2 separate regions of the Homo sapiens genome follow, and region 1 is linked to region 2. Evidence: read pairs that join two places in POLR2A ChIA-PET (ENCODE). Cell type or tissue: OCI-LY7. All regions are shown on one strand. Each heading gives the region's core, and the rest is flanking DNA. Links, peaks and the distances in the headings are about the cores only. Region 1 overlaps FCHSD2 (FCH and double SH3 domains 2). Region 2 overlaps IUR1 (imatinib upregulated ABL suppressing lncRNA 1).

Region 1 (10,117 bases), core at 3,962-6,461, 150 kb before region 2:
TCCTTGTCTCTGCACCCATACATTATGCCAATCCTCCTATTACTTGCACGAACTACCTGTGCTCTGAAGGCCAACTCCTCACATTTACACTATGTTACACAACCTCTCACTCAAGAATATCAATTCAAAAATCTACAATGTCAGTTTTTCCATCTCTACTGGAGCATTCTTATGAGCAAACATGCTATAATATCTCCATTTGAAAAATCTCCATCAAACCTCCATTTCTCACCAGCTGCCACCCTAATGTCTGCTCTCTTTTATAGAAAAACTCCTTGAAAGAATTGTCTAAAATTACTGTTTCTACTTTCTCTCATCTGGGTCTCTCAATTCTATCCAAATCAGACTTTAGTGTCTACCACTCTTCTGAAATTGCTTGCCAAAGTCATCAAAGATCTTCCTATGGCTAGTCCAAATAGTTCAAGTCTTGATTCTATTACTCGACCTATCAGCAACACTGACCTAGTTTATCCTTCTTGAAATGTTTTCTTCACTTGGCTTCCAGGACATCACTCTCCCTTGGTCTACTCCCACCTCACCAGCCATTCTTTAGTCTCCTTTGCCGGTTCCGCTTCATCTCACTGTCCCATAAATACTGGAGTGCCCTCAAGTCAGACCCCAGGCTTCTTCTCTTCTCTAACTACATTCACTCTGTTGAAAATTGTTTTTAAATTTTTATTTTATTTTTATTATTTCTTTTTTGAGATAAGGTCTTGCTCTGCCACTCAGGTGGTAGTGCAGTGGCACAGTCATAGCTGACTGTAGCCTCAAACGCCTGGGCTCAAGCAATCCTCCTACCTCAGCCTCCAAAGTGCTAGAATTTCAGGTGTGAGCCACTGCACCAGGCCTACATTCACTCTTTAGATGATCTCATTCTACAGATGGTTTTAAAGCCATCCGGTCTCATGGCTTTAAAGAGTATCAATATCCTGACTATTCCTAAACTTTTTTTTTTTTTTTTTTTTTAAAGAGGCAGGGTCTTGTTCTGTTGCTCAGGCTGGAGTGCATGGCATGATCACAGCTTACTACAGCCTCGAACCCCTGGACTCAAGTGGTCCTCCCGCCTCAGCCTCCCAAGTAACTGGGCCTACAGGCATGAGCCACTGCATGTGGCTATTTTTTTTTTTAAATAAAAATAGTATCTCACTTTGTTGCTTAATCTGCATCTTGAACTCCTGGCTTTGAGCCATCCTCCTGCCTTAGCCTCCTAAAGTTCTGGGATTACATACATGAACCACTACTCTCAGCCCAATTCCTGAATTTTTAATTCCTGCCCAGACACCTTCCCTAAACCCTAACTGCCTGTTCAACATATCCAACTTGGATATTTAGTAGGCACCTTTACACCTAACATGTACAAAACTAAATTCTTGATTTCCCTAAAATCTGTTCTGGCAATCTATCTATTCCATCTCACTGACAGCAACTCAAACCTTCTAGTAGTTGGCTCAAACCCAAAGCCCTGGAATCATCATTGATTCCTCATTTGTCTATCATATCTGCTCCATCAAGAAATCCTGTTTGCTAGACTTAAAAAATACCATGGAATTTAATTACTGCCAGTCTCCTCCACTGTGACTACCCCGCTTTGAGCCACCCTCACCTTATGCCTAGATTACTGCAACAGTCTCCTACCTGCCCTCTCTGCTTCTGCCTTGTCCCCCAACACCTGTGCTCTGCACATTACAGCAATTGCTGCGCAATCACTTCTTGGCCCTCTGTATTCTCCCTACTATGCTTACTGCTCTTACCGCCAATTGGCATATATGTTTAATTATTCACTTGTTTACTGTTTGTCTTCCCTCATTAGAATGTAGGCTCCATGCAGCAGAAGCTCTGTTTCATTCACTGTTGTATGTTCGGCACAGGGTATGGCATAGCAGGCACTCAATACATATTTACTGGAGGAGGAGAGGAAGGAATGATGGAGCCTAGATTTGAAACCAAATGTGTCTGGCTCCCAAACCTCTGTCTTTTGCTGACACAAGATTGTTCTTAGTCTCAGTAACAATGCTGAACATTAAAAAGGGCCTCTTCATTCTGATATAGTTTATACCAAGACTTATGTATCCTAAGTCCTTTGTACACATCATCTACTATTTTTGTCTCCTATCTTCTGTACCATTATTTTCTTATCATTTTTGTTAAAAGGACTAACCTTTTAAACTAAAATATATGTATCTTACGATTTTATATCACTATTCTAACTGAAAAATACTTGCCATAATAATTAGGTTATAACTAGTAAAATACAAAACCATTCATCCATATACCACCTAAGTTCATGCTGTGAACGATTTCTTTTATGAATATCATATAAGATATCTAGGAAAACCTAGAAAACTTTACCAGAAGAAATTTCTCATTAAGAAATAAATCAAGGCTGGGCACAGTGGCTCACGCATGTAATCCCAGCATTTTGGGAGGCTGAGGCAGAAGGATTGCTTGAGGCCAGGAGTTTGAGATCAGCCTGGGCAATATAACAAAACCTCATCTCTACAAAAAAAATTTTAAAATTAGCCAAGCATGGTGGTAGTGGTGGCTATGCAGGAGGTGATGTGGAAGGATCACTTGGATCCAAGAGTTTGAGGCTACAGTGAGCCACTTCACTCCAGCTTGGGTGCAAAAGTGAGACCCTGTTTTGAAAGAAAGGAAAGAAGAAAGAAAAAAGGGGGGAAAAAGAGAAAGGAAAAGAAAAGAAAGAAATCAAGAAATTCTTAACAAGATCTTAAGTGTGGAAGAGGTCACACAAAGCTACAAATGTGGTAAAACTGCACAGAACTCAATATGCACACACATACACACAAATGAATGTGTATAAAACTAACGAATTCTGAATTAAGTTGGATGACTGTATCAGTATCAATTTCTTGGTTGTGATATTGTACTACAGTTATGCAAGATATTACCACTGGGAGAACTGGGTGGGGAATGTAAGAGCACTCTTTGTATTTATTATTTCTGACGACTATGTGTGGCTACAATTATCTCAAAGTAAAAAGTGTTTAAGATATAACAAACAAAACCACAGGTCTTCCCTAGGCTTAGAAATACACCTTTCTACTGGCATCACATCTCAAGACAACTCAGGACAATGTGATTAAGGGCTGGCTGCAGTGCCTCACGCCTGTAGCACTTTGAGAGGCTGAGGCAGGCAGATCACTTGAGGCCAGGAGTTTGCGACCAGCCTGGCCAACATAGTAAAACCCCATCTCTACTAAAAATACAAAAATTAGCAGGGCATGGTGATGCACACCTGTAATCCCAGCTACTCAGGAGGCTGAGGCACAAGAATTGCTTGAACCCAGGAGGCAGACATTGCAGTGGGCCAAGACTGTACCACTGCACTCCAGCCTGGGCGACAGACCGAGACTGTCTCAAAACAAAGAAAAGAAAATGTGATTAAGTTCATAACCTAAGAATAATTTATATAATAACTAGTAACAAGAAGAATGGTGTTTTAATAAATGTTCATACATGGTTGTTATTGGTAGTAGAAAGGGAGAATATCCTAAGCCTGGGTAACAGAAATAAAGACAAGGAAAAAGACTGCTTTCAGTCCAGTGGAGGTGTTGATAAGAACTGAAACACAACTGCAACTGAGGTGCCCAAAGGTTGGAAAACCAAGGATGAAAGCAGAAATGGCCAGAGGTAAGTAGAGAGATAATTTGGTGCCAGGTTTCTTCATGGTTTTGAATATCATGAAAAGAAATTTAAATTTATCCCATCGGCAAGGAAAAACAATAGAAGATTTTCAAGCAGGGGAGTGACAGTAGGCCTGTTTTACAAAGATATAAAGATATAGTTTGTGTCATTATAGCAGATGGAATTGTGAAAGAAATCACATGCAAACAAGCAGCTACTTAACATTTCAGATATGAAGAGATCTACAAAGAAGGTAAAATTAGAGGCAGCTTTTTGTTTCCCAAGTTGAAAAGTTAATAAAAATATATTATTATTACCAGTTCATAGTCAAGATTTAAAGACAAGAATATAAATAAGCTTACTTAAAAGTCATTAGAGAGCTGAGGGATTTTTGAGAAGCATTTACATAGAAAGGAATGAAAACCTGTTCTCAAATTTAAAAAAAAAAAAGGTCCAAGAGAAAGTAGTGTTACAAAAGTCTAATGCAAATTGAGGTTTTAATGACATTAAATGCTGCATGTATCATCAGATAGGCAAACAATTTAAAAGACTGATTACATGCACTGTTGGTAAAAAATAAAAACAAAGGGACAATTTAAAATCATACTACAGGCTGGGTGTGGTGGCTCACGCCTGTAATCCCAGCAGTTTGGGAGGCTGAGGTGGGCTGATCACTTGAGATCAAAGAGTTTGAGACCAGCCTGGCCAACATGGTGAAACTCCATCTCTACTAAAAATACAAAAATTAGCCAGGTGTGGTGGCGTACACCTGTAATCCCAGTTGCTCGGGAGGCTGAGGCATGAGAATCACTTGAACCTGGGAGGTGGAGGTTGCAGTGAGCCAAGATCATGCCACCACACTCCAGCCTGGGTGATGGAGTGAGAAGTGTCTCAAAAAACAAAGTCATACTAGAAAAAATTAAATATATTTATACAGTTTATGGGGAACAACTTCCAATATTAATATTTTAGGGCCAGTCTAGTAGTGATGAATTCCCTAACCTTTTGCTTGTCTGGGAAAGAATTTACTTCTCCTTCATTTATGAAGGATAATTTTGCTGAATACAGTACCCTTGGTTGGTAGTTTTTTTTTTCTTTCAGTACTTTGAATATATCATACCATTCTCTCTTGGCCTGTAAAGGTTTCTGCTGAGAAATCTGCTAGTAGTCTCATAGCAGTTCCTTGACAGGTTACTGCATGCTTTTTTTCTTGCTGTTTTTTGAATTCTCTCTTTGTCTTTGATGTTAGATAGTTTGACTATAATGTACCATGGAGAATGCCTTTTTGCATTTCATCTGCCTGGGGGGGTCTCAGAGCCTCCAGTATCTGGATGTCTAAATCTCGTTAGACTTGGGAAGTTTTTGTCTATTATTTCATCAAATAGATTTTTCTAACCTTCCCTTCCCTCTTTGCCATCTGGGAAACCAATAATATGTGTATTTGGTCACTTTATGTTGTCCCATATATCACAAAGGCTTTGTTAATTCTTTCTTATTTTTCTTCTTTTTGACTGCTTGGGTTATTTCATAGGACCTGTCTTCAAGTTTTGAGATCTTCTCTTTTGCTTGATCTAGTCTATTGTTGAAGCTTTCAAATGTATTTTGTATTTCATTCAATGAATTCTTCCATTACAGAATTTCTGTTTGGTTCTTTTTTATATCTCTCTTTGGTAAATTTCTCATTCATATCCTGAATTGTTTTTCTGATTTCTCTGTACTGTTTTTCAGAATTTTCTTGTATCTCATTGAGCTTCTTTAATATCAACATTTTGAATTCTTTTTCCAGGATTTTGTAAATTTGTTTTTTATTGGGATCTGTTACTAGAGAATTATGTTATTCCTTTGGAGTTATATTTCCTTGCTTTTTCATGTTTCCTACATTGATAACTGCACATCTGATGTGATAGTCACTTCTTCCAGTTTTTTGAATTTGCTTCTGTAGGGAATGTTTTCCTGAAGATAGATCTATGGTGTTGTTTGGTAGGGCCCTTTGGCCTTGATTCTGGGTGCTTGCAGTGGTACGGTATCTGTACGATTTCTTTGGCTATGAACAGTGTCAGTGGTGTTTGTAATTTATTCAGTGGTTTCAGGTGCAGTTATTAGTGGGGCCTGTGGTAAAGTTTTGCTGAGGACTGGGGCACCAGGTAGGCCAGTCTTTGAGCCCCAGTAGAGGCAGTGGTGAGTTGGCACTAGTAGTCCAGGTGGGCCAATTCTTGGCCTTCAGGTGGCTTACTCAGATGCTGGTAGTGGCAGCAGTGAGCTGGGTGGGTGGGCAGATTCTTGGGCCTCTGGGCAGCTGGCATAAAACAGCAGTGGCAGTGATGGGATAATCTTCTGGGTCTTGAGCAGTGTATGCTGGTGTTGGTGGTGGCTGTGAGGGGGTGGGCAGCTCAGTCTCCAAGCCTGCAGGTGCCATGTGCAGGTAGGTGTCAGCTGTGATTGTAGTGGCAGGGGTGGGTAGAACCAACCTCAGGCCCCCTAGAGGAGTATTCAGGTGCCAATGGTGGTAGAATGTGCTGGGCAATCTCCTGGACCCTAGCCTGTGTGCTCTGGCATGGAGTAGGGATATGAAGTCAGGCTGGGGTGGCTTGCCCTCAGGCTCTCAACAATATGTGCAGGTGCCAGCCATGGTAGGCAGGGGCAGGCTGATCCCTAGGCCACTGGCAGAATGCTCAGGTGGGAGGCAGTAGTGGCTGCACTGCTGCCCTGCCACTGGAAAAGGGAGGGCTACCTTCTGAGCTGGAAGCCTAGGCTAGCAGGTGGGGAACATGTGCACCACCTAGGCTAGCAGGTGGGGAATACTTGCCCCAGCACCACTCGCTCCCCAGCAGCACTTACACTGCTAACCTAACAGTGTTAACCCACAGCTTGGCCCCAAGGGCAGCAGCTCACACTTCTCTTGTGGTTTAGCCCTAGTGATGCTGGACCCCAGGACAGTGCACAGTCTGTTGGGGGCAGGGCTCTAAAATAGTGCCTTGCTGCAGTTGCTTAGTTCTCAGAGCGTGTGTGGGACCCAGCATGAGCTCCCTTCTTGGTGTAGTGCCATCACACAATCTCCTGGCAGCTCCCTATCTTAGTTTCAAGGCCCAGGAAGGTTGAAGGGCTCTTCCATGGCCAGCACTACAGAAGTCTACAGTGGGAATGTGGACCAATGGGGGTCTCTCTTGGCTCCTGACTAATCCCACCTGAACAGGCTACCTTGTTTCCCTTTCCTTTTTAACTTTAGGTATTTCCTGTCACTTTTCTGTTGAATTCCAGTGTTCTCTTGGATGATCTAGTCAACATGTGATTATTCACTCACTAGTTTGGTTCTTCTTAGTGGAGGAGGTACGAAGTGCCCCTAGTCAGCCACCTTGAAGACCCTCCCTCCAATATCAACATTTTAAATATATAAACCCTTTGATCCAGCATTTCTCCCTCTAAGAATTTACCCTACAGATACACTTTCAGTGTACAAAAATATACTTATGTTCATACAGAACTTATTCACTGCATTATTTGAAATACTAATAAACTAAATAACTACAAATAGGGATGTGGATAACAAAAGTATAGTTCATCAATACTATGGCACTAAAGCAGGCATTAAAAAGAATGAGGGACCAGAACATACTGACATGAAGGGATTTCTAAAATAGACTCCTTAAGTGTGTGGGCGGGGAGCAAGGGTGTTACAGACTGCATGTATATAATAATTGCAGTTCTGTTAGAAACAACAAAACTATGTATGCCCATGTGTGAATCACACAGAAAAAAATGTGAAAGAAAAGACCACACACTTGTAATAGCAATTACCCTAGGGGAGCAGAAATGTGAATGGAAGATGCTTGGGAAATGATATTCTTTATACTCCTGTACTGTTTACCTACTTGATAAAAAACATGTATTACTTGGATAAGAATTTAAAACTACCAATGCAAATATAAATACGAAAAAGTTAAATGGAAAATTTTAAATAACAAAACTAAAATAAGCTCCAAATAAACAAAAACACTGGCAATTGTTCTCAGCCTCAATCCTGATCTTTCTATTGTCTTTTTCACAATAGCACCACCATCCTCTCAGTTGCCTAAATGAAAACACCTGGGAGTCATTGTATAATTCTTCATCTCTCTCCCCCTGCTTCATTCATTCAGTCAGTAAATATTTATCAAGTGCTTTCAATGTTGCAAGAGCTATTTTAAATATGAAGAAAACTGTTTATATATGTAATTTGTCTCAGAACAAATTTGACAAACACAAAAAACAAAACTCTGCCAAATCATTTGCAAGTCCTCTGGCTTAAGTCTTCTAAATATCTCTGAAATCTTCCCTACAACTTGATTTCTGCTACAATTTCCTTGGTTCAAATATGAGATGATGAGGAATTAAATTCCTGCCATTCTATCCTTTCTGAAGTCTTCCTCACACCCCTCGAATCCACCTTTACACTATCATTAAAGTAAAGATGATAATATGATTCCTCTCATGGAAACATTTCAACACCTCCATTACGTTCTGAATAAAAAAGCAAACTCTATACTGTGATATGTAAAGTCCTTTTATGATGCCTACCTATGATGTATCCTTAATCTCCACCACTCCAGTTAACCTCTAACCCACATACTTCACAGCAACCCTACTGAACTGTTACCTAACAGTCACATTTTCTCATGCTCCATGCCTGGAAGGGGTTATTTTCACTTAGAATTTCTTTTACCAAACTGTCTGCCTGGAAAACTCCTGCACATTCTTTAAGACCTGGCTCTACAAGCCCAGGTTTTCTTCTATGGCTCCAGTGCCCCTCTCCTACTACCCAATTCTGCAACTATTTATAGTGGCTATCTCCTGTATGCTTACAAAGGACAGACAACATATCTTCTAGCCTCTCTAATCCTAAGGTCTACTTTAACCGCTGACATGTAGTAGGTATTTCATATGTATCCTATGAATAAGAAAGAAAGAATAAATGTGTGTTTAAATAGCTATCTGACCTTGAGTAAGACATATAACCTGAGACCTGGTTTCCTATAGTATAAAATGAGAATTATTATATCTACCTCACAGAGCTGTTCTGATAATCATGGGAAATGAGTTCTTAGCACAGTGTCTGCCACATAGTAAATATTTTGTATATCTTGGCTTGCAATACTTTTTTAAATTAGGGTTTATAAGCTAGCCTAGGAGCATAGCTTTTTAATCCTTATTTCTTTGGTAACCTGAATCCTGAATTTTAAATAAACTTGGAATATAACTCCTGGCCTCAAGCAATCCTCCCATCTTAGCCTCCTAAAGCACTGGGATTGCAGGCATGAGCCACCATGCCCAGCCTAACTATCTATAAGTTGGATCCTTCTTTACTGCAAGCAATCTTCTTCTTAGGCTGATTTCCTTATACCAGCAACACTGAACATCCCATGCTCACTGTCACCTCAAGGTTTTGTTCTACTTGCCTCTCTTGCCTAGAATTTCATCTCTCCTCTCTTCCTCCTTAGCTGAATTTTGCAGATACAGAAAATCCTTAAGAAAATCTGTGTGGTTTCTTTTTTTTTTTTTTTTTTTTTTTGGGAGACAGAGTCTCACTCTGTCACCCAGGCTGGAGGGTAGTGGTGCATTCATAGCTCACTGCAGCCTTCAACTCCTGGGCTCAAGCGATCGTCCTGCCTTAGCCTCCTGAGTAGCTGGGACTACATGCACGTACCACCACACCCAGCTAATGTATTTTTTTGTAGAGATGGAGTATCACTATACTGCCCAGTCTAGTCTTGAACTACTTGCCTCAAGTGATCCTTCCACCTCGGCCTCCCAAAGTGCTAGGATTACAGGCATGAAGAAAATCTATTAATATTTTTATTTCCTGTTTTGCTTTAATATGCTCTATTGCAATCATACTGTTCTATTATTTATTGCTCTCAAGACACCTTCCATGATATCAGTAGGCCACTGTGAAGAATTATTAGGGCTTCTTATCATATATCCTTCAGTTTTCTAGCTTCATTGCCACATTCTTAAGAAATCATCTGATGTCAATCATCACTGACAATTCAACAGCTTGATTTCGTATTCAGACTCTAAACCATGCGCTTCAATACTAAGTTCTCAATTACCCTGGATTCTCTGCTATTGTTTGAAGGGTATTTGGTCATAATCCTAACCAGACTGCAAGCTCTGAGGTCACTGACTTCTGGGTCCTTCAACACAAAGGACAACTCCTGAGCGTAAAAGATAATAAATACTTCCAAATTGACCTCAAAAAAGAAATCAAATTCTTTTTTTTTTTGAGCTGGAGTCTCACTCTGTCGCCCAGGCTGGAGTGCAGTGACATGATTTCGGCTCAATGCAACCTCTGCCTCCCAGGTTCAAGCAATCCTCCTGCCTCAGCCTCCTAAGTAGCTGCGATTACAGGTGCCCGCCACCACACCTGGCTAATTTTTATATTTTTAGTAGAGACAGGGTTTCACCATGTTGGTCAGGCTGGTCTTGAACTCCTGAT
Region 2 (10,117 bases), core at 5,025-7,524:
TCCATTCTTCTGCTCCAAAACCTTGACTAACTCATGCCAGATCTAGTGCTTGGTGCTGTGAGATCCAACAGGGTCTTGCCTTCAGGGAACTCACATCTGAGAAGGGAGACAGGTGTGTAAAGAACACCTACAGTGGAGTGTGTAATGTGGTAGAGGGGAGAGTGATCAGGTTTCTCAGGGAAGGAGATGCTCTCCTGGGATCTTGAAGGATGAATTTACCAAGCAGGGAAATGGGGGAAGGGCTCCAAGCAGCTGTCAATATTCATACCACCAGAACTTGCCCTGTCAGTCAGGCCACTTCTTACTCAGACTCCCAGACTTCTGCACAACCCCTTGCCTTTCTCTCAGGCTTTACTCACCCACTGTGTCTGTCAAAAAACGTTCCCAGGCACTTCATCTGTAAAGGTCCTGTACTGGGTCCTGGAGACTCCTGGCCTTGAGGAGCCCACAGCTTGGTGGGGGATGGATGCATAGAGAGCCAATGACCACATAGTGTGAACATGGGAAGGTCAGAACTGAAGAGCCAGCAACAAATGCTATCTGAGCCATCCTTGGGAGGACAGGGGAGACTTTCTGCAGGAGGTGATATATAACCTGACATCTGAGCTATGGAATCTCCTACATCCTCATAGCACTCCTTTAAGGTAGGCCTTATTATTCCCTTTTAGATATGATAAAACTGAAGCCCAGAAAAGGGCAATGCCTTACCCAAGGTCACATGATTAGTGAGCGAGGTAGGTATGCATTCACCCCTGTGTACCCAGCAGCAGAGGTGGAAGTGGCACTATTGGAAGAGCTGGGCCTCAGGGGCTAGGACCAGAGGTGGAATGTTCAGAAGCACGGAGGGAGGAGCAGAAGCTGAGAACCTGGAGCTGATGGAACCTACAGGTTGTGCCATCTCTCCCAGACATACAGTAGAGCAGAGAAGGGACAGGAATATCCAGCAGGGCATCAGCTTGCAGCTTCATATCAGCAGAGCTGGCTCAGTCCTTAGACACCATCCTATCCAGCCCAGGAGAAACAGGTTTGTCCAGGGCAATTGATGAGGATGCATAGTATCACAGTGGCTGACCCTGGGCTAGATAGAATTCAGAGGCTTTGTCCTCCAGCCCAGTGCTCCACCCATTGCCCCAGCTGCCACTACATTGTTCAATCCAATCTACGTTTACTGATGGTGTGCTCTGGATTGGACACTCTTCCAGGCACCATGGAGACCACAGGGATCCTCCCCTTCACTGCTGTCAGGAGCTTTCAGCTGCATGGAGGAAGTCAGGTTGGGCTCCAAGACCTAGACTCCAAGTAGCATGTGGGAAGTGAGACAGCAGCAGGCATGAACACAGTGCTGGGGAGTGGGGTGAGGAGGACCTTAATGGCACAAGTGCCATGAGCAATCCTTAGACTTCAGATCTCCCATCTGTCCCAAGAAGAGACTGGAGTCAACAATCTCTGAGGTCTGCTAGCCTCTACCCTCCTTTGCCTTGCAAGGATTGGGAGGCAGGGCTGGGTCCAGCTTCTGGTAGGCTAGGGGATGGGAGGCAGAGGAAGTGGCTTGAGCTGCTCGAGCCACCCCCGCCTGCCCACCCCGGGGCTGTCCCATTACCGGCAGGGAAATCACAGACTCAGCGCTCAGACATCTGGGAGGTGCTGGGTGGCCTGGGTATTTTTAGAAGGCCAGAGGCAAACATGCCTGGAATCCTGGGTGTTGCTGAGCCAAAGAAGCTGGGAGGCCAGCAGAGGGTGAACCAGAAGAGGTGGCCTCGGCCCGGGTCCTAACTTCACCAAGGTCAGCTGGACTTGCCTTTCCCCAGAGGCTAGTGTTCAGGCCTATGGTGTGCAAGCTCTGGTTCCCCCAACTTGTCACTCACTTCTGCTTCCTTCTGGGCAGTCAGCTGCAGAGCTGTTACAGGGCCTCAGGGAGAACACTTGATCTCTTGATTCATTCAGCCAGTTCTTTCTGTGCTTTCCGTGGTCCAGGTGAGCTGCTGGGCCCTAAGGATACAGAATAGAAAGGAGGCAACCCTGGAGGGGCTCAGATCTGTTGGGTTGGGGGGGGTGGTGGGAAGATGGGAACACAGACAGTGATAACACCTTGAGATCACTTTGGAAGAAGAAGAAGTATGGGCCTGAGGGAGCTCAGAGGGTCCCCATCTCCCAGGATTGCCACAAGGGCCAGCTGATTATCTATGAACAAAAATGTAAGCTGCCCAGCTAGGGGACCAGCTCTGGGTATAACTAAGTTGTGATTATCAGTCCTTTCTAGAGCCATGCCTTTTCCTTTAGCGTGATTTCTGAAAGATAACATCTCAGAAGTGGAATACAAGGTAAGATTATCTTTTCAGCTGCTGACTTATCAACTACCAGAAAAAAATGCCCAGTTTGCACTGACAGCTCTGTCCCTGTCTCCTTCTCCCCATCCTATCCCTTCCAATCCCTCCAGGCAAATCCACACTATCATATTACAGATAAAGACTCAAGGTCCAGAGGGGCAGGTCCAGCCCAGGTCGGCTCTGAGCTATCCGCGACCTGCAGATTCCCAGATGGTTGAAACCACAGGAAGGACGCTCCCAGGCCTGCCTATCAGAGGAAGAGGGCTAGGGCATGGAGTGGGCAGAGGGCAGGAGTCCAGCCCCACACTGGGCCCCATCACAATTGACACTGTAGCTTAAACCCGATCTGTCCCACTCACTCCCCAGGATTGACTGGCCTTTCAGCCCAGGATTTCTCAAACTGGGCTCTTCAGTTTCATGAGTTTCCAGCCTTATTCATGGATGTCTGCAGATATGCTACCTGAATTTTTTAAGTTTTGTACGTTCACTTTAATGATAATCTAAACACATTCATATGAAAATATTCTGGCTTGACTGGAATGCACAGCATCTTATGAAAGAGGCTGCTCTAAGCGTCAGTGTCCATATCCGGATTTATCAGCAGACTAGTTCCAAAGAATCTAAGGGAACCACATTTAACATCAATGCAGTGTCTCAAGCTGACTTAATCAAGTTTGAGACTCATTGCTCTAGCTAAAATGCTTATTTCCTTCCTGTAAGATCCTGGGTAGAGAAAGAAGGATCTCAGTTGGGATCAGAGGCCTGGGTTCTAATTTTGTCTCTGCTTCTAACTCACTGAATAGCCACAGACAATTCCCTATCTGTGTCTTGTTCTAGATCTCAGTGTATTCATTTGTAAAATGGGAAGTTTGAGTTAGACTATCCCTATGGTCCCTTTGGGCTCTCACATGCCAGGATTCCAAATTGTGATTGAGCTGCCCTCTCACAGCCACCCCTGCCCACCCCACACCCCCACACCATCCCCACTGAGGCCCAGTGCTGCCGGGGGCTCCTGGGTTGAAAAGTAGAGCCTCCAGGAGGGCGGGTGTCAGGCAGATGTAAAGGGGGTGGCCTGAGTGGGATTGAAGGTCATCAGGAAGAAAGCCACCAGGCCAAAGAGAGTACTTACACCCAGCCAGGCTGTCAGCTGAGACCTACCTCCCCAGGCCAGGAGGGCTCCTCCCAGGATAGTGGGGGATCAGGGAACCCACCCCTCACCTGTGTGGGATTCTCCTCTAAGATTCACTGTCAGCCATCCACCCTCCTACCCCATAGCGCTGCCAGGAACCTAGAGCAACCTTCTCCTATAACCCCCTCCCCCATTCCAGCTCACACTGGGGTCTCAGGGAACAGGGCCCCCAGTCAATGCCAGAACAACCCCACTGACTAGACCTTCCTCAGCTCCCATCCTTTGGGCCTGCCTAACTCCTATAGATTACCTAGAATTCAGATTAGGAGTTCCCTCTGTCAGGAAGCTCTCCCAGATCCCCCATTCCAGGCAGGCTCAGGACCTTTATCCAACCTGCCATCTGTACTATCCTCTGTCCCTGCACTGATCCATCTTAACTGTTTTCTGTTGATCTCTCCCTCCTGGCTCCCAGCTGCCTTTGTTAATTCAGACATTGTGGACATGACATCTTTCTCGCTTTGCTGGGAAATGATTTGAAGCTCTGTCCCTTGGCCAAGAAATTCTAGACCTGGAAAAGCACCTGGAGTAGTAGGAAGTTTTCTCCTGACCTCAGGGCTCAGACATGCCTGCCCTCCAAGTCGATGCTCAGCAGCACCGGGGGCAGGCTTTTCCTGCAAAGGACAGTTTGCTGAACAGATAAACTAATCTGGGCACCCTACATCCAGGCCTATCAGTTTGTCCTATCTTGTCGTTCTCTACCCTACGGAGTCTTGTGGGGACACAGGCCAGAGGAGTGATGTCACATGGGAGGACAGGGCAGGATGGGAGGGAGGAATGGGACTAAGGAAATGCTTGGGGAGTAGGTGGGGTGTCCCCATCACATCTAGGTGGAGGTGGCTATGTCTTCATCTGGGTGTGAGACCATCCTAGCTCTCAGTATCCTGGTCCCCACCCTAGCCCAGTTGAGGAGCCTTCAGAGGCCAGAGGTCATATGTCATCACCTCCCAGAGAAACCCTGCCTAGCCCCAAAGTTGTCTGTTCCCAGCATACCAGCCCAGGAGAGAGAGAGCATGGGGCAGTGAGTCACCAAAGTATATGACTTTGGGCATATCACACTCCCGTCTGTACGATGAAGAGGTGGACTCTGTAAACACTAAGGGCTCGTCTGGTCAGGACAGTCTGTAGGCAGATGAAGTGGAAGAGACTGCTCCTGTGTGCAGGTGCTGGCTGGGTGCTCCCGTGTCTCTCGTCCCATCTAACTGCTCGGCCAAGGAGGGAGAAAGCTCCATGGAAAGCTTTGCCTCTGCTTGAGGCAGAGAAAGGTGGCATGGGCATTGTGTGTATGTGATAAAAATATACGCGGAATATAAAAATTACAATTTTAACTATTTTAGATGTACAATGATGTACAATGCAGTGTCATTAAGTACATACACAATGTTGTGCTCCACTATCCATTTCCAAAGCTTTTTTTTTTGAGACGGAGTCTTGCTCAGTTGCACAGGCTGGAGTGCAATGGCATGATGGCTCACTGCAACCTCCGCCTCCCAGGTTCAAGCAATTCTTCTGCCTCAGCCTCCTGAGTAGCTGGAATTACAGGCACCCGCCATCATGCCCCTCTAATTTTTTTGTATTTTTGTAGAGATGGGTTTCACCATGTTGGTCAAGCTGGTCTTGAACTCCTGACTTCAGGTGATCTGCCCTCCTCAGCCTCCCAAAGTGGTGGGATTACAGGTGTAAGCCACTGCGCCCAGCCCATTTCCAAAGCTTTTCATCATCCCAAACAGAAACTCTGTAATTATTAAACATTAACTCCCCATTCCCCTTCCTCCTACCCCTGATAATCCTCTTATTCTGCTTTTGGTCTATGAATTTGCCTTTTCTAGGTACCTCATATAAGTGGGATCATACAATACTTGTTTTTTGTGTGTATCTGGCTTCTTTCATAATGTTTTCAGGATTCATCCATGTTGTACATGTGTCAGTACTGCATTCCTTTTTAAAAGTTGAATAATATTTCACCTTATGGGTATACATTTTGTTTAGCCATTCATCTGTTGATGGACAATTGGGTTATTTCCACTTTTTGGCTATTGAGAATAATCCTGCTGTGAACATTGGTATATAAGTATCTGCTTAAGTCTCTGCTTTCCATTTTGGGGGATATAGACCTAGAAGGGAAATTGCTGGATCAACTTGGTAGCTCAATGTTTCACTTCTAAAGGAACCAACAAACTGTTTTCCACAGTGGTTACACCATTTTACATTTCTATGAGCAGTGCACTAGGGTTCCAATTTTCCTACATCCTTGCAAACACTTGTAATTTTCCTTTTAACAAAAAGTTATATCCATCATAATGGGTGTGAAGTGGTATCTCATTGTGGTTGGCCTGGAGATTTTTTTTCAAAAAACATATTTGACCAGGTGCAGTGGTTCGTGCCTGTAATCCCAATGCTTTGGGAGTCCAAGGCAGAGGATTGCTTTAGCTCAGGAGTTCGAGACCAGCCTAAGCAGACTCCTGTCTATACAACAACAACAACAAAATAATTTAAGAAAAAATTAGCCAGGCACAGTGGTGCACATTTGTAGTTCCAGCTTCTTGGGAGGCTGAGGATCACTTGAGCCCAGAAGTTCAAAGCTGTAGTAAGCTATGATTACACCACTACACTCCAGCCTGGATGACAGAGCAAGACCCTGTCTCTAAATAAAAAACAAAGCAAAACAAAACAAAACAAAAACCGTATTTTAGCTGCAGGGTTCTTTAATCAGAGGAAAAGTTACCCAAAGACTGCATGAAGGCTTTGGTGAGGAGTTGATAGTGGTTAACTGGAGGCAAGAAGGGCAGGTAAGGTCGCATGGGGCTGATAACTATGCACGTGCGTGTGCGTGCATGCGTGTATGTGTATTGAGGGGGTGCTCGTGTGTAGAGGGCACTTTCTCTTGGTCTCCCTCTCCCTGACTTGCCCCACACAGAGGTCTTTTCTGAGGAACCCAGTGGCATAGTATAAAAGTCCCTGACTAATGGTCACTGAAGTCACTTCCTTTCTGGGATACTTACCGGGAGGAGGCCATGTGTAACAGGGGCAGGAAGCTTCTCTATTTCGTCGTTAGGGGAGGACTTAGCAAGTCACCTTGGAGGAGGCCCTCTCTGTTCTGTCCACCACTTGAGTTTATCAGATGTAAGTAGCACCTGGGAGACAAAACAGGACCTTTTGTGGCCCAACAAAGGCTGCCTCTCCTAACATCAAATGGGATGCAGAGCTGAAGAAAAAGGCAACATATTTGGGAGGAGTGAGACGTTGACAAAGGAGCCCCAGGGCACAAATGGAAGAAGGTCCAGTCACTTTCCTTGTGAGGTTCAAAGTTATCTGGCTGCTAAGATGACCATCCCCAGTGAGCCCCACTTGTTGGAAGGAAAGAACCCCTGAGCCCCCAGTGGTGTAGGAAGGAGCCTTGGACTGGTGGCCAGGCTTAACTCTGGGGCTGAGGACCTAGAAGCCCCTCTGGACCTTCCTCCTGGTGAAACTTGCTGGAGCTCAGGAGTGTGAATGAAAGCTTGGATTTGGGGGTCATGTGTTCACAGCTGCTGGGACTCTGAACAGTAAGATGGAGCAAGACTGGGACTCAAGAGTGCCTTTGTTGGAAAGGAGCTAGTGTAGTCCCTGTGGGTTTTGAGCACTCCTGTGACATGGGGGAAGGCCTCCAGAGGGCCAGATTGAACTTCCTGCTGATAAAATCTTGTGGAGCTCAAGCAATTAATGGGGAAAAAATTTGGCCATAGTTTTTACCTTAAGCTGGTGGAGGGACCACACAAGTTACATGCAGTTCTCAAGTTATTTGGTTCTCTAGTTCCAGAGGTGGGGCAGGATGAGGGGGACCAGGAAAGTATATTATTCCTTTTTGCACCCAAGCCAGCTCAAGACAACCCTGGGGAATGGGAGGGAAAGTCTCTGGGCCTCTTTCCTTACTTAGGTTTCCTTCGTGGGTCCCCTTCAAGAGCCGCTCCTCATCTTCAGGATTCCACCATGGCCCCTTGCCTATGTCTACAGCCCATGATAGTACTCAAGTACTCAGGCTATTTCCTGTTCACTGTCCCTACAAAGCTTATCCAGCCTGGGTCCAGGTTCCTCTGTTCCCCATTAGGAGCACTGAGCTCAGCTAATAGACCAAATTGACCGAAGGAGCTGGTGACAACAGTTGGTTAATCCAGCCACTAAGGGCTTCACATGCATCCCTTCCCTGACTCCATTCACATTTCACCAAGGATCACAGTTACTCCAAAGGCACAACAATCTGAGCAAAAGGTTGCTGGAATGTGCTGCTTCAACAGCCTTTCAGCTCTGTTGTGCAAAGAAGGTGTAATTCTACTGGTGGAATTTTAGGCACTTTGAAAGAATGTTTGGGATATAGTTTCTTGCAAATAGGCAACCTTTGCTCACCCACAGAGAAGACAGCATTTTCTGCCTACACATGAGGGAGCCTACGTGAGGCCCAGCTCCAGTTGTGACCTTCAGTTCCACTCCCTAGGCCAAGATGCTAAATTCAGATCACCCATTAGTTCAGAAGCAGGTTAGACCAGTCACCATAAGCATGTGCCTGGGCAACCAATCTTGTTTATGCAAAAGGAGTCTTTAGTCTGCAATGTTTTGCACACCCAGCACACAAATGAAAACAGTTCTTGACTACACTTGGAAGGAAAAGAAAGAAAAGCAGGATAAAGGGCAAGATAAGAGAAGATAGCAAGTGCCAAGGAACTGAATCCTATCAGCCACCAAACCTTCATTTAAGCAGCCTGCTCATCTATGACCTACATTTATGAATTCTTTCTTGCAACCAACCAATCAACCTTCATTCAACTAATCAATGAATGAACCAGTCTTCATTCAGTCAAGCATTCTGTATTTATTAGGACTACTAATTTCATTCATTCATTCACTTTCTCTAACAAATCAACCTTCATTCAACCAGCAAATAATAAGTAGCTATTCACTCTTCATTTATTCAACTAAGTATTCCAAATAGCAAAGCTCAGGGCTGCAAGAGACCTCAAAGACCTCAAAGTTCAACCCACTGCAACCTTATAGGAATTCTGTCCATTACAACCTTGCCAAAATACACAGCTCATTACCTTCAAAGGTTGCCTGGTCTGTTATGGAGCAGCTCTGACTGTGAGAAAAATATTTTAAAAGCTGAAATGGAGTCTGCCCTCCTTGTAACATCCATACCTGGTTCTGATACTTCCTTCCAGGCCACCCGGAATAGCTCAGCTTCTGTGCTTGGAGACCTTGTCTGCAGGCAAAGGTGGAGATTATGTCCTCTGTGGCCCCTTCTCTCCCTCCCCTGTCCCTGTGAGTGATGTTCCCTTGTTGTTCCAGTCTCTCTTCTCTGGTCAGGAAGGTACCACTCAATCCAGGGCTTTCTCCTGGTTTGGGATTTGGAATGGGAGCCCACATTCTAAGTGTAATGTGGCAAGGGGACAGTCACCCCCAGTTCTGAATGGACTAAGCTCCAGAGTGTTTGTCATGACAGCCATTTTGCTCAAGGGCTCTCCCCTCACCCTGTTCCACAACCCTCCACCTCCCTTATCTACAGCTGAACGCCTCAGAGCAGCTAAGCTATGGACTTGCTGGAGATTTCAGAGCTGGTTCAACCCAAAAAGCTTGGGGCCCAAACTGGAAGACAGGGATTAAGTTGGGCCAGCCATTCATTCCTCTGAGGAATTTGAACCTGAGATCTGAGGAGGAAGCTAAGCTGTTGGAAACAGGAGATGAGGCAGGAAGACTCAGAAAAGAGGGAGTGGGTAGCTGCCTGAGTCAGTGCAGGCTATGAGAAAGCAGAAGCTGAGCTAGGGCAAGGGACAGGAGGGATCCACTGCATCTGTAGGGTTGTGGGAGCAAGTGACAGCAAAAAATGACCAATTTAAGCAGAAAAATAATGTGTTAAAAGGACTCTGGGTAATTTGCATAAACTGATCTCCAGTTAAGGGGTGATTTAGCAGTGTGGTATATATTTGGTTCTGAAGAATTATAACACACGACAGGAAAAAAATATGTTTCAGAAAATGTAGGTAATTCTGTAAAGTGATGAATATGTTAATTAGCTTGATTGTGGTAAGCATTTCACAATGTATACCTATGTAAAAATATCACATTGTACACCTTGATTATATATACATTTTATTTCTCAATTATACCTCAGTAAAGCTGGAAAAAATATGACTTCAAATTAATATTTTTCCTTCTGGGTACATAATTTAAAAAATTATTTGATATTATAATTATAAATACATACAATATACAAAATTTTACAATATAAAATTATATATTTTATATTGTATATTTATAATTTTTATGTTGTATATTTTATAATTTTTACAATATAAAAATCATTTTATATTGTAATTTGACATCTATGTAATGTACAATGATTTAAAAATCAAGTCATTTTTCTCATATATAACAAAAATTCAGATCTGAAATTATATAATGATACTACCATAATCACAAGAAAATTTACAATTTCCTCCATGCCTTCTAAGGAAAATATACCTAGGTAGGTTGCAGGTTTTTGGTTTGCTGAGAACGAAGTCTTGTTCAGGGTCAGGGTGATGGCCTTTCCTATGCTAGATCACAGCCTTATATATCACGGGTAAGGAAGAGA

What was found. ChIA-PET counts read pairs that join two places held together with the same protein. Peaks named below come from ENCODE experiments on the same cell type or tissue, not always from the same donor. Only the 100,000 strongest peaks of a DNase experiment are listed, where the experiment ranks them.
Region 1: POLR2A ChIA-PET joins it to region 2 with 5 read pairs; 2 of 35 experiments call an interaction of 5 or more read pairs at or near these places.

The regions. Positions count from the first base shown.
Region 1 is chr11:73,004,958-73,015,074 of GRCh38, forward strand. The region is part of intron 4 of FCHSD2 (FCH and double SH3 domains 2); the gene reads right to left. Among named protein-coding and RNA genes, the nearest start is that of FCHSD2, 130 kb to the right of the region's middle. In OCI-LY7, for the core only: no CTCF peak of the experiment used is centred there; a DNase peak (open chromatin) is centred at 5,224.
Region 2 is chr11:73,156,025-73,166,141 of GRCh38, forward strand. It overlaps IUR1 (imatinib upregulated ABL suppressing lncRNA 1), which reads right to left. Exons shown (of 4, transcript XR_950294.3): 2 at 8,683-8,746; 3 at 6,516-6,647; 4 at 1-1,989. Among named protein-coding and RNA genes, the nearest start is that of FCHSD2, 19 kb to the left of the region's middle. RefSeq lists enhancers at 713-802, 1,293-1,342, 1,353-1,492, 1,643-1,822. In OCI-LY7, for the core only: no CTCF peak of the experiment used is centred there; a DNase peak (open chromatin) is centred at 6,467.